2 separate regions of the Mus musculus genome follow, and region 1 is linked to region 2. A link is a loop called in an ENCODE intact Hi-C map of the cell type or tissue named here. Cell type or tissue: left cerebral cortex. All regions are shown on one strand. Links, peaks and the distances in the headings refer to the core of each region. The heading gives the core; the rest is flanking DNA.

Evidence for each region. A loop is a pair of places that touch in the nucleus more often than their neighbours do. Peaks named below come from ENCODE experiments on the same cell type or tissue, not always from the same donor. Only the 100,000 strongest peaks of a DNase experiment are listed, where the experiment ranks them.
Region 1: a loop joins it to region 2, with 1.9 times the contacts of the local background. A loop is called at or near these places in 4 of 42 quality-filtered maps.

The regions. Positions count from the first base shown.
Region 1 is chr1:54,871,438-54,878,460 of GRCm38, forward strand. The region is part of intron 1 of Ankrd44 (ankyrin repeat domain 44); the gene reads right to left. Among named protein-coding and RNA genes, the nearest start is that of Ankrd44, 51 kb to the right of the region's middle. In left cerebral cortex, for the core only: no CTCF peak of the experiment used is centred there; no DNase peak of the experiment used is centred there.
Region 2 is chr1:54,922,525-54,929,547 of GRCm38, forward strand. Ankrd44 (ankyrin repeat domain 44) reads right to left here and starts at 3,863. Exons shown (of 28, transcript NM_001081433.3): 1 at 3,616-3,863. The coding sequence starts at 3,642. In left cerebral cortex, for the core only: a CTCF peak has its summit at 3,939; DNase peaks (open chromatin) are centred at 3,179 and 3,806; H3K4me3 peaks cover 1,645 bases; H3K27ac peaks cover 973 bases.

The DNA.
Region 1 (7,023 bases), core at 1,286-6,285, 51 kb before region 2:
ATCTCCAGAGCCCCAATGCCTAAGTTTGGTTTCTGTTGCTCTGATAAACACCATAACCAAAAGAGACTGCAATCTATCTTTGCAGGAAGCCAAGGCAGGAACTTGAAGTAGAAACCACAGAGGAAATATTGCTTATTGGCTTGCTCCCTGGCTCATGTTCAGCTACCTTCATTATACAGCCCCAGCCCACCTGCATAGGGTGGCACCACCCACAATAGTCTGAGCCTTCCTACATTAATTAGCAGTCAAGAAAATTGATATGCCCATAGGTCAATCTGATAGAGGCAATCTCTCATCAGAGCTTCCCTCTCCCCAAGTGTGTCAAATTGATAAAGAAGATTGACCACCTCAGCACATAAGGGTAGAAAGAGAGAAATGACCTAAAAGAGTTGTCCTCTGATCTCCACATGAACATACAGTGATAATCAATAAATTTTAAGCCACCATCCCAGACAACACCAGTGAGGAACACTTTAGGGGGCAGAGGCAGGCAGATTTCTGTAACTTTAAGGCCACCCTTGTCTACTTAATAAGCTCCAGGTCAGCCAAGAGTACATAATGAGGCCTGAGGGAGGGGCTTTTAGAGAACTGAAGAGACAGGAAATCCAGTGTCTCAGATTTGAACACAGCTTTATATTAATACCAAAATAAATAAATACAACAACATTTTTTTATAAATAAAAGAAACTTGAATCTTAATTTAAAACAAGCTTGAACTTCATCAAACATCATAACCAAAAGCAAAGCAATTTGGGGAGGAAAGGGTTTATTTCAGCCTATAGCTTACAGTCCTTCACTGAGGGAGGTTAGAGAAGAAACACCAGTCAGGAAATGAACAGAGGCAGTGGAGGAATGTTGCTTACTAGCTTGTCCCCCATGGCTTGCCCTCTGCTGGGGAAGGGGGGGGAGCACTACCCTCAGTGGACTGGGTCATCCCACGTCAATGATAATCAAGAGAACACCCTCAAGATTCTGTCCAAGCAATACAATGGAGGCATCTTCTCAACTGTGGGTCTTCCTGCTATGTAACTCTAACTTGTATGAAGTTGACAAAAAAAAAAAAGCTAACCAGGGTGGACATGGACCCTAAATTTACTTAGTACTAACTCAGTCTGCTTAAGTTAGTGAGGCTTTACCAAAACTAATGTATTAAGACATGAGTTAAGGTCACAAAAACCTACAAAGAGGATGGTTGCTATCTGTGTGGGGTGATGTAACAAAATACCTCAGAGTGGGTAATTTTATAAACACAAAATGTCATGGCTCTTCCTGTTATCAGTTTCAGGGAAGATGAAATTGTCTTTTCTAAATAGCAAAAAACAAGTCTACTAAGAGAAAAATCTGTGTGACTTCCATTACACAGATTTAACTGGAAATTGAAAATAACACTAAAAAAAAAAATCCCTTTTTTGTTTCCTTTTTTAAAAAGAAAAACACTTTATAGAGAAAAGGAAAAAAAAAAAGTCATGGCTCACGGCTCTGGAGCCTGAGAAGTTTAAGAGCAAGGTGCCAACAGATACCGTGTCTGGTAGTGGCCCCTCTCCCCATTCTCCATGCATCCACACATGACCAAGGAGCCAGGCTGTCTCAAGTGTTTTCCACTGGGACCCAAATCCCATTCATGAAGACAGAGCTCTCTGATCCCCTCCACAGAGGCAGCACTTCATGCCGCCACAGTGCAAAGGAACTTTCAACATTGGAATTTCGGGCATGTACAAATTTGCGAACCACAGCAAGGAGATGGGAAAGATGTACAGCCCCCAAATCAAGGGGCTGATGATCAAACAGCTTTACTAACAAGCATGGGATTACTTACCGTGTGTCAACGAGGAATACAAACATACAACAACACATACAAAGACCCCCATCTTAGGCTAAAACACAGGAAAGTGGCTTAGCATTCCTCACAGATCTAAGCCATTCTTCCAAAGCAGGAAGAGATGAAAAGTAACATTCCTGGTTGTAATTGACAGAAGGAGCAGCTGCTGGCAAAGTTTCAGGTCTTGTGACAGCTCGTGTCTACAAGAGGAATTTTTAAATAAAGTAATTTTCAAATGCATCGACAAGACTCTCTTGAACAACTCACATCAGTATTATAGAGGAAAAATGTGTACCTCACAGAATACAATTGACACTTACAGCAAAATACTTCCTATTTCTTATTAACTTGGTAGCAGGTGTCACCAGCCAAGGGACTGTGGGGGATACATACAGGAGCAGTGACTGTTATTAACCTCCCTCTTGCCTGTTTTTCATGCCCCTGATATAATTCGATAATAACCTTTTCTAGTCATTGTTACCAGGGTGGGAAAGAACTGCAACACAAGACCATGCATGTCTGACACTGGAATTCATACATCCATCAAAACCATTGCCAAAACAATAGGAAATCAAAAGCTGGGGAACATTACAAAATCCCAAGAACAACTTACTGGTCACCTTCTACCACAGTGAACCCAGGCAATGTCGAGTTTCGTCTTGACACTTTAGCAAAGAGCCCACCCTTCCTGCAGAACAGGCATGCTAACCATCTCAGTCATCATCTGACCCAGGTTGACCTGTTATATTCTCTTCCCAGCAAAGGCACATGTATGTGCGGCAGACTGTGGGTGGCCAATCCTGGAGGGATATACAGGAGGCTTTCTTTCAGGAAAAAAAAAAAATCTATGAAAAGTTTGTTTTTCAAAGCAGATAAAAGCTAAGACAAGATTTCACCTGATTGAAGTAAGATGTATAGATATGAAGCAGAGAGAGAAGTCAGGGAGGGAACGTCATCTTGGTTTCTCCCTCAAAGCCCGACAACTAAGGTTCCACTGCCCAGTGATGAGCAGAACACAGTCACGTGGGGCCCTGATATGAGCCAGCATTTGAAGAACGTGGAAGGAAGGATAGAGATCCACCTGTAATCACATAAATGCCTGCATCCTGCCTCAAATGACGCTGCGTTTCTCAGCTCAGCCTGTCAGACAACCCTCCAACTGGGGCTTAAATTCTGAGTGCCCACTGCTGCTCAGGATCCCATTTTCCAGAAACACAAACTTACACACAGAGTGGGCTGGTAACTTGCTCCTGGCTCTTCCCACAGTACAACAGGCCCTCCCATATATCAATTATGAATTAAGAAAAAGCCCCCGCAGTCATGCCCACAGGCCAATCTGATGAAGGTAATTCCTCAATTGATGTTCTCCCATCCTAAGTGACCCTACTTTGAGTCAACTTGACAAAAACTAAACAACACCCTTGTTGCGGAGGAAGAAGATTCTCTGGACAGAATAGTAAGAAACTTAAGACGGGGTGCCATGTGATATCCACAGATACTCAGCTCTGTGTGTGAGAGTTGGTGGAGGCACTGGGGTTGAATACAAGTTTTGCTTTTTGGGAAGACTACTATTTTTATCCGGTGTGGAGAGTTAACTCTACTAGACATATAATAATGTAACAATTTTAATATGTTAACATGGTAATTTGGAGATACACACACACACACACAAGAAATGATATAAAGATCACTTTGGTTACCAAAATACTGCTAGAAATGCAGTTGACAGGGAATTTTTATCAAGTCACTTAAGCTTCCTGAATAAGGCAGGATTCTGTCTGTGGAAGAACCGGACCTTTGCAATTCTGTCCACTCGGTATGATGCAGAAGCCAGTGGCCAGCAGCATTCAAACATGCCACTGGGAATCCAGTGTTTTCTACAACAGAGCAAAGAAAAAAACTTCACTTCCTACTTACCTTAGATATGTAATTTCAGCAAACTCAGCCACTGAAACACACAATCTCTTCATCAGCTGCACTAAGGTTTATTTTTAAACACATAGTCAAAATATTTAAGGCATTCTCTTACCACAGCTGCAGCTGGGCCATCAATTACAGAGCTAAGGTTTACATTCGTTCTCACCAAAATGCCTTACACTGTTACAACATTTATTTTGAGAATATTTTTTCTGCTGATAATTAAAGCACACAAGCTCCTCCATACTGTAGTTTTATTACGGTGTAGTTTCAAAGAATGTCTAGGTATAAAATACACGACCCATTACTATTTAAGGTTAAATTTCAAAGTATTATATGATAAGAAGTTTATATTTAAATAAAAAGACATTCCAGAAATATGAATCTATTCTGAACTAACTTTTTCTGATGGCATAGTTTTTAAAATGTTGCATTAATTAATTTAATTAATAAAAACTATTCCATTAGGTCTTGGAAAGATGTCTCAGCAGTTTAAGGCACTGGCTGCTCTTCCGGCAGACCTGGGTTTGGTTCCCAGCACCCACATGGCAACCCACAGTCATCCATAACTCAAGTTCCAGGGAATGCAATGCTCTCTTCTGGCTTCTTCAGGTACCGGGTACATACATGGTGCACAAACATACATGCAGGCAAAGCATCCATACACATAAAATAATTATTAAAGTACTACAGTAGACCATGTCAATCAAACATTCCTGGGGTAAGGTATTGTTGCTACAATAACAGAATAGTCAACTAAAATTTACCTAAGCAACTTGGACATTTCTCTCTTGAGAGGCGAGCCAACCCAGGCTCTATGATGTCCATCGGAGGTCCAGACTCACCCACCTTCTGGCTTTATAGTCATGGTTGATGACAACCGTCCCCTTGTGACTCAAAGATGGCTGTTAGAAGAACACACCATCACACACAAACGTCCAGTGTAGACGAGCTGAGTACAGAGATACAAGGGTGACCTAAGTCCCTCTACTTCTCTCTTGGTATACAGGATAAATATCTTTCCCAGCAGACCTCAGCTGACTTTCCATTAAGTTTCATGGACCAGAACAGAATCTCGGGCTCATTTCAGAGCAATTTGAAATAAATGAGAATAGGATGGTCACAATTAGCAGAGAAACCTTGTTCATTCCCTGGGGCTTAACACATTACAACTAGATGTCTGCAGGAGTCTGAGTTCTGTTAGCAAGAAGAAAGGGAGGAACAGCAATTCAGAGCACCCCCGCCCCCGCAGATGGTATAAAGAGTAACTTGTACTGTTGTACAGAGTATACAATAAAGTGTATTCTTATATACCAAATATGTATTATCTCATTTAACTATCACTAGCTTGGGACCATTATCATATCCATTTCTCAGATGAGAAAACTGAGGCATGGAGTGGTCACAGAGCTTTCCTGAGGTCTGTACCAAGGAAGATATATAAAGAGAATTAAAAGGCCGGGAGCCAGCAAAAGTTAGATTTGAGCAATGTGACTACAGACCCAGCGGACTTTATGGTGGGCCTTTAAAAATATCTCCTAGTAATTATTGTTGAAGTATTTTTGAAGGTTTTCCTCTTTTTTAAATTTTTATCTTATGTGAATATGCATTTTGCCCACATGTATGTCTGTACACAATGTATGTATATGCTGCCCACATAGGCCACAGGACAGTGTTGGATCTCCCTGGAATTCAGAGTTACAGATATTTGTAAAGTGACACGTGGGTGCTGGGAACTGAACCTAGGCCCTCTGCAACGACATCAAGTGCTCTGAACCTCTGACTGTGTCTCCAACATCAATTTTGAAATATTTTTAAATCCACAAATATTGCTAAGAATCTAATTTTTTTTTACTCTTGTAGAACGGGGGCACAAAGCCAGGGTCTCGTTCATGCTAAGCAGGGAGCCTAGCAATGAGCTGCACCCCAGGCCTACATGTGCATACACACAGCTAAATCATGATAAAGATGTTTGCTTCGGAGTAGTTTGGTGGCTTGATACTAGGGACTGAACCTATTGTATGCTAAGCACCTGTTCCTACACTGAGCTACATACCCTCCATACCTGACTACAGTGTTTGCACTTGGATGGTGCTTTCTCCCAAGCCTTCTCTCTCTCTCTCTCTCTCTCTCTCTCTCTCTCTCTCTCTCTCTCTCCCCCCCCGTCACTCCCTCCCCGCCCCTCATTCTTGATTGTCCTTGTAAATGGCTGAAAAATATTTTATATATTTTATTTACCCAGTGTTGGTCAGCTGAATTCTTTAAAATGTTTAGCATGAGAAATAAAAACGCAACAGTACCTTCACTCTTATAGCTTTCTTGTTGAGGTTTTCTTTAGAATAAGTTCCAAAGAAAGGAGTTACGAGGTCAAGGGGGCTGCACTTGGATGGCGTCCTTTATCCAAGGCCAATTTGCTCTCCAACAGAATGAAGCTAATTAACTCAGCTGCCAGAGATGTAAGAGGCTCCCCGCTTTCTGACGTCACCCCAGCTTCCTTTTATCCGTATTTGCATGTACTCGATGACCGTAATTTTGCTCCTTTAACTTCTTTGCAGTGTGGTGGGATTTTTCTCTGTGCACGTTGCTGAGGGTTTTCTCCAGTGGAAGTCTGAGTATTCTTTGCCCATAATTCTTCCTGAGTCTTAGTCCTGTTGTGATTCAGAGATTTCAAAACAATGCTGGCATAATTTCATTTCTGCAAACTGCTTGAAACTGAATGAACGGTTGCTGCTGACAAGCACTGATATAGACCCATACACTGGGATACACCCAAAGCCCAGCTGTTTCCTCCAACCTCCTAAATTTCAACAACTGAGGCAGGAATTTCAGTCTTAGTGTAGAATTATGAACAAGGATATTTTCAGTGCTGTGTATTTGCATCTCCACACTGGCTTTTGCTTTCATGGTCACTCTACACATGGGGAACTATTCTGGGATAATTGCCATGGTCAGGCCTGTGCTTTTATCCTGAAATTGCTAGGTAGGTATGAAAATCAGAAGCAAACAACGATATCTTCCTATTTTGTTTTTTTGTTTGTTTGTTGTTCAAATTTTAAAAATAACTCAAAATACAAATTTTTAAAAAAAGAGGAGAAATAAAGCACACACCATAGCCTGCGCACACCATAGCCTGCAGTGTTTAGACTCCTCCACTGTGTCTATTTTTATTATATTGCTGTAACCTAAATATTTATTCTCAAACCAGAATCCCTGAGTGTTTTAAAAATACAGATTCCTATCCTACTGCCCCAGATCCAACCAAAATCTTTAGTTACAGCCTACAAATC
Region 2 (7,023 bases), core at 1,205-6,204:
ACAAGAAGAGCGACATCACTGTAAGCCACCATGATGCACAGGCATGAAATGCCAGCCGTCAAGTACACTCCTCAAACCATGCCATGGGTTGATATGTCTAACCAGAACAGAACCTCCGAGATAAATCTGTCCTTTTTCCGCTCCTGCTGCATACACACTGTTGGCTTGCAATCCAGCACAGAGAGCGTAGCTGAAAATACAGGACAGCTTGATTGTTTAAAAAAAAAAAAAAAAAAGTCCAAAGGCCTCACACTGTGGTCAGAAATCCTGCTTTCAGAGCTTCAGGATTTCTATTATCTGGTCACTGCCACAGCTGCCAGACAGTGCCTTTGGCAAGGAGGTGGGTGACTGGAGAGTGAGCTAGCACTTGGCGAAGAGATACTAAGCCATAAGGCCTCCAGGCGGGAAGCTCCAAAGGGGCCAACTGCCAAAGCTGTTTGTCTACCAGACTCTTCGAGAGAAATGGAGCAGTTGTGCTGTCGTTAGCAAACTCATATCAGGAGTAGACCATTCAAACGGTAGACAAGGACCCCCGAAAACCCGGCTCTGTAACTTTGAAAAGGTAAGTGCCAGACTAATATGGCAGTACACTAATAATCTCCACATACTTTACCTCTATTCGTAAGGAATGCACCCTAAAAACTCAACATAAAAGTTCAACTCTAAAGTCCAGTTGCAAAAGGCTGCATGACTACTTATTATAAGCTAAACACATTGCGTTTGCATGTGATGAAACGTTCTTCAGCCTTATGATTATCTCAGTTCTCCCAAGATGTCAACAAATGTCTTAATGCCCACATATGAGGAAATGGTTATCTTACTATATTAATTGCATAGATAAATAACAATGTTGCAGAGGGTAACCAACCAATTCCTCCAGTTGCTAGGAATTGTCCCAGCTTTACCATCACATGCTGGGAAACCCCTCAGTCCTGGGGGGTGGGGGGGGAGAACGGTCCCCAACATACTTCCAGAAAGAAAAACAATAGCAAGAGGACAGACAGACAAATGCAGAAGTGCTAAGTGTCAGGCTTGTTCGGCGCACAAGCTCCCAGTTCCTTTTCACAGTAGAAGACTAAAAACCACAGCAGCCTCTCCCTTCCCCCTGACTTTTTAATTTTCCCAAAACAAGTTAGAAAAAAATCATAACCCTTCTCTTGCTGGACTCAGAGGTCAATGAAGAATTGGCTGTCAAAGTGATGACCACAGCCACCCAGCCAGTTCCAGCCTTCAGTGTCAGTAGGACAGAAAAAGTCATTGATGATAACCTCTCACTGCGACTACATCCAAGTTATCAGCAGCCGGAATGTGTCCTCAAACCAAAAATCAAAGAGCTGTGGCCAAAAAACTCAAGATCCGCCTTCCAAACAGGCCATTGAACAGACCAGAGAAGGATGAGGAGATGGTCACAGCATCCCTGGGGAGAGAGCAAGCTGATCCACCTCAAGCTGAAGCAGGGATTCCATGCAGGTGCCTCCCCACCCACAGTGATGGGGCAAAGCTCTTCTGGGAGGAGTTTAATCCACAGGTTGTTAGCATGAGTAGCTGAGGTTAAAAGCCAACTTCTAAGAAGTAAGATTCAAACAAAAAGTAAGACTATATAAGGCAAGAAGAACACACTTCCTGGACCTAAAGAAACACAGAAACCATCCTTGCTCACCACTGCACCCCACCCCACCCTACCACCACCACACCCCATCTTCCTCTGGCTTTGTCCCAAGATAGACTGGTGGTTTTTAGGTGTTCCTGGATCACAGAACTCCTTGGCTCTTTCTATATGTCAGGAGATGGAGTCAAATGAAGGTTTTACCTCTTTCTCCCCTGATGGCAAGTGAAGTTTACAAACAGAACAAAGCGGGTGTGTTTAGAAAGATTTCCAAAGACAAACATCTTTGAAACCCTTGCTCTGAGAAGCCGGAGAATAACTTTCTGTGCCCCCAAAGCCCAGTGATACCCCCTTCACCAGGGCTGGGGTGTTTGGGGGAAGAAGCTCCTTCATGCCCTGCCTCACCACATCTGCTGAAAGGAAGAAGAGATATCTCAGGGCCTCCAGAGCAGCCTGGGAGGTGGACACCGCCAGCAGACAGCTGAGGCTCCTGAGGAAGACTCTTGCTTTTCCCAGTCAGCTGTTTTACTTAGAAAATAAGGAACTCGGGATAAATGATTAGCATCTTTCTAAGTAAAATTCTACACCGAATGCTTTCCTATGTCTAACATACCAATGCCTACTAGCACCGTGTTGTTCTACTCGACTCTGCAGACTTAGGAATTAACAAAGTAGGGGAATGTGTACCATCATCGTTGACAGGACTCTGGACACAATACAGCATAAGACTTAAAATAAGCAGATGTCTAACAGTTGGCAAAAATTGGAAACAAAGGGTAGAGAAAATCCTAATATCAATTTACAAGCACTTTAAATGCTCAGTAGCCAACGAGGAGGGACAGGTTCACACAATTAACAGCTGCTCTCCCTGCTAAATTTAACAGAGTTTTTAACTCAGTGACTTCTGAACCAAGGCGGGGAGGGGAAGAAAGCGGGGCTGTAAATACTTAAGGAAAGCAAGCTGAAGTAAATTTAATCTAAAGGGGCAAAACAAACCATTGTGGCTCACTACCGCAAAGGTTGCATTTAAGTTGCAGAATATTCTGGCTGAATTCTAACTAGCAAGACGCCAGATGCAACCTATTAAGAAGTTGGAGGTGCTTAATAGAGGGGACTGGCCTGTTTGACACCATGTATCAAAGTCAAGATCGCCTCTTCGCTTACCAGGCCCCCAAAACAATGTTCATTTCAGTGTAGATGCATAAACCGGGACGTTTCCCCCCTTTTCATGTAAAGAATTGTGAGGTTTTGTTTTGTTTTGTTTTGTGTTTCAGGCAATTTAGTTGGACTTCCCGTGTGTGTCAATGTCCAGACCTGTAGCAAAGACTGTCAATCGGATTCAATAAATAATTTCATGGCTTCAAGCTGAACTCTGGGGCTGCCGGGTGTGATGTCTCCGTCAAAAAAGCAACAAAGCTGAGGGGCACCAGCGCCTGCGAGCTCAGCCTGGGACCTGACTCCATCTCCTATTCGGAGACCTGGGCCGAGAGCTCGCGTCTCTCTGCACCCTCAATCCCACATCCCACACCCAGCCCCTGGGCAACTAAAGAGGAAGTCGGGGTGTCCTATCCAACCGATGAAGATAGCCTATTGCACGGGAGCGGGGATCCCGGCCAGTCTCTTGCCTGACGCGGGAGAGGTCTGGGGAAGCGGGGCTGCGAGGCTGAGATCCTCTCTCCCGCCGTCCACCTTCCTCCTCCTGAGCCCACGGGCAGCCTTCCCCCGAGCACCCCCAGGCTGACTGCTCCTGAGTGCACGACGCAGTCCGAGGCTCCCCTCTCCCGGTGCGGCTGCGACCCGCGTTCCCCGCGTCCGGCGGCCACTCCCGCATCTCGCCGACCCTCTCCGGCCGCGAACGCGCACTTGCGACGGCCCAGGGCGGAGACTGCGCGGGAGCCGAGCCCCGCGGCAGGCCGTGCACGCTCAAAGGCTGCGCGTAAACAGCCCGGGGCGCGCTCCGCTCGCTCGGCGCCCGCCGCGCCCCCTTCTCCGCTCCCCGCCGCCCCTACCTGCTCGCAGAGTTTGAGCACTGCCATTCTTCCTTTCCCGCGCGCGCGCACATACAGCTCTCCGCTCCGCAGATGTCAACGCCGGGAGCCCGGGGACGCGGAAGGGACGGCCCGGGAAAGCTCCAGGAGCTGGGCTCGCGAAGGTGACAGCCCCGCCACTGCTCGGCCGCCGCCGCCTGCCTCTCAGAGCCCAGCCCCGGCTCGCGGGAGTCGCAGCCCGGCCCGCCCGCCTTTATACAGGAAGTGCCGGCCGCTGCCAGCCGGGCCGCCACTGACATCACCGCGCGCTGCCTCGCGCCGCCCGGGCCGACGCTGCCTCCTGCCGCCCGCGGCGGCTCCTCGCAGCCCTCGGCCCCGGCGCCCTCCCACACCTGCACCCCGCTCCGCCAGGAGCCAGCCGAAAGGGGAGGGGGCCTGACGCTGACCCTCCCCAGCAATCCCACCCACGCGCACGCCACCGATGGGCAATCCCTCGCCGACACACCCCAGGGGTCCAGAAAGCTTGCTACTCACAGGCCACCAACTTTCACCCTGCAGACTGTGTCACACCCCCTTTCCCTAAACCTCTTCCCTAATCAGATTGCTCCGGCGCTCCGAATTTCTGCCACCTAGGCGCTGGGCTGACAGTCTCTTTGTTTAATATAAGGAGGCCATGGATGCGTTGTTGAGTCCAGGGTTTCTCTAAACATATAGCGGTGGGAACGGGAGCTGTGACCCTCCGGTCACCTCCTAGTTAAACCACACACTACCCTAACTTGGTAGCCTAGGCTTGGGACTGAAGGTGAAACTGAGTAGGAAAAAAAGAGTCCTACTAAATTACTGCATTAAATAAGTCCTAGCTGATTTATTCCTACAAGAGTAAGTTGCATGCTGCCCACTTTCCACCCTACACACACAGAAGACAGCTGTCCGACAGATTAGGCTTCTAATACAGAGGTAGCAATCCGTAGTAAGTGTTGGTATTTCTGCGATCTGGAAAAGCACTTATAAATTCCGGCAGTGACTGGGCATGGAGAGAAATGGAGCATAAGCAGGTAAGATATTCTGCTGGCTAGTTTTTACCTCTACTTGACACGGGCTACAGTCATTTGAGAAGAGGGAGCCTCAGGTTTGTTTGTTTGTTTGTTTGTTTGTTTGTTTGTTTTTTAAAAAGGCTCCCACCAGATTGACCCGTGAGCAAGCTGGTAGGGGCATTAAGAAAATTAATTAAGAAAAACTGATGATTAATGTGGTCGGGGTCAGCTCTCTGTGAGTTGTGTCACCCTGGGTAGGGGTAATCTTGGGTGTATAATAAAGCAGACTGAGCAAGCCATGAGCACCAAGCCAGTAAGCAGCACTTCTTCCTGGCATGTGCTTCAGTTCCTGCTTCCAGGTTCCTGCCTTGCGTTACTGCCCTGTCTTCCTTCAGTGATGAACTGTGATGTGGAAGCGGAAGTACAAACAAATTCTTTCTTCCTCAAGTTGTTTTTGGTCACTTTTCCTTTTTTTGTCACACTAGAGCCCGTAAGTAAGACAGGTGCCTACTCTCAAAGGGCACTCATATAAACCAGATAGGCATTGCAGATTAATATAATTCCAAACCGAAATAAAGGATCATAAGGAGAAGTATTTAGGAAGCAAAAGACCAGACTAAGCTGGGCGTGGTGGCGCATGCCTTTAATCCCAGCACTCGGGAGACAGAGGCAGGCAGATTTCTGAGCTCGAGGCCAGCCTGGTCTACAAAGTGAGTTCCAGGACAGCCAGGGCTACACAGAGAAACCCTGTCTCAAAAAAACAAAACAAAACAAAACAAACAACAACAAAAAAAAAAGACCAGACTAGACCAGTGGCTAAGGGCAGGCTTCCTGAAAGAGGGGAAAGCTGAGACCTAGAGAAGAAAGTTAAGCAGGGAAGTGAGAGATAGCCCACACCCAAGAAGCCACTGGTACCCCTAGCAGGACCTTCGGGACTGTTGAACAACAAATCAGAACTACAAAGGGCCTGGTTAAGATCAAATGCCTGCCCCACACCTGCCTCTATAGTTCACTCACAAACCAGCTGTAGGTTTCTTCTTCCCCATTGTCAGTGCCTCAACGAAGATCTCATAGGAGAAGGGAGCTCCAGCAGTCAGGTAGCATCCTGGCCTTTATCCTCAACCCACTCTGGCTGGTGAAGCAGCTAAATCCCAAAGCTACTCCTACCTATCCTAGACACTGTGATTCTACTCCTGCAGTAAAGGGGGCCCAAGGAAGCACCATCCAGGGTCTCTGCGGCCACCAGTGAGAAGCAGACACACATACTCCAAAGTTGCTGCTCCTAAGACCCTTCTCGGTGGCTTGCTGCTTGTGTGAAGCACCTCTTCATGCTGCCTTTCATCAACTTACTAGTATCTTACATAGATTTGTAAGCAAATGGACAGGGAATTCCCTGGCTAGATATAAGCATATTTATAAAGAGAGATAAAAAATTATGTACGTTGACAGATTCACTCAAGATCTGCTTTAGGTCACCGTGGACATGCATATGCATGAGTTCTTGAGTCAGAGTCAGTCCCCCTACCCCCCTACCCCCTCTTTTTCTGAGTTAGTCTCTTGCTATAATGCTGGCAATCTGGCCTTGAACTCTCTCTCCTCCTATTTCTACATCCCAAGTGTGAGCCGCCACAGCAGGCTGTAACCCTACCAGACATTTCCTCTCATAGAAATAATTAATAGTGCTTTAGCATTGCCTTCACTTTCCTGAATGGAAATTCAAGCATAACATTATCTACTTACACAAATTTATTTTAAAATTCAATATCCTGCTTTAATTAGGTAAGAAGTGAAAAAGAAATGCTGAATAGTTCAACAACTAAATGATACATACGCCCCAACCCTGCTAGAAGACTAAGCAGTAACATTATGGATACATTGTGGTCAAGAGCACAATGTGTAGTACAATCCAAATGTGCAGTTTAGCAACTCAAATGTCAAGATCAGAGAGCCCACAATCTCATTACTGTAGACTAGGTCAGGAGTTCAAGGTCATCTCAGCTACATCAAGTTTAAAGCCAGCCTGACCTTGTTTCAAACCAAAAACAGCCATGAGCTGACTCTCTAGGTAGAAACATTTGCCCTGTGAGCCTGAAAAGTACCAGTTTGATTCCCTGAACCCACATAGCAAGCCAGATGTGACACAAAGTAATCCAAGAATGGCCATGGTAATCAAGCCGGGTGAAGACAGGAGACTAGGCCAGCTAGCCCAGAACACACAGCATAGAAACAACAGATCCCACCTCAGGAAAAAAAAAAAAAAGGTAGAAGGAAAGAACCAATTGCCCAAAGTTGTCCTTCACCTTCTTTACGTGTACCTTACCATGCATGTGTATACAAACACACATATGCTGTGAGGTGTTGTGAAATTTGAACAGGCCAAGTGTCTAATAAAAAG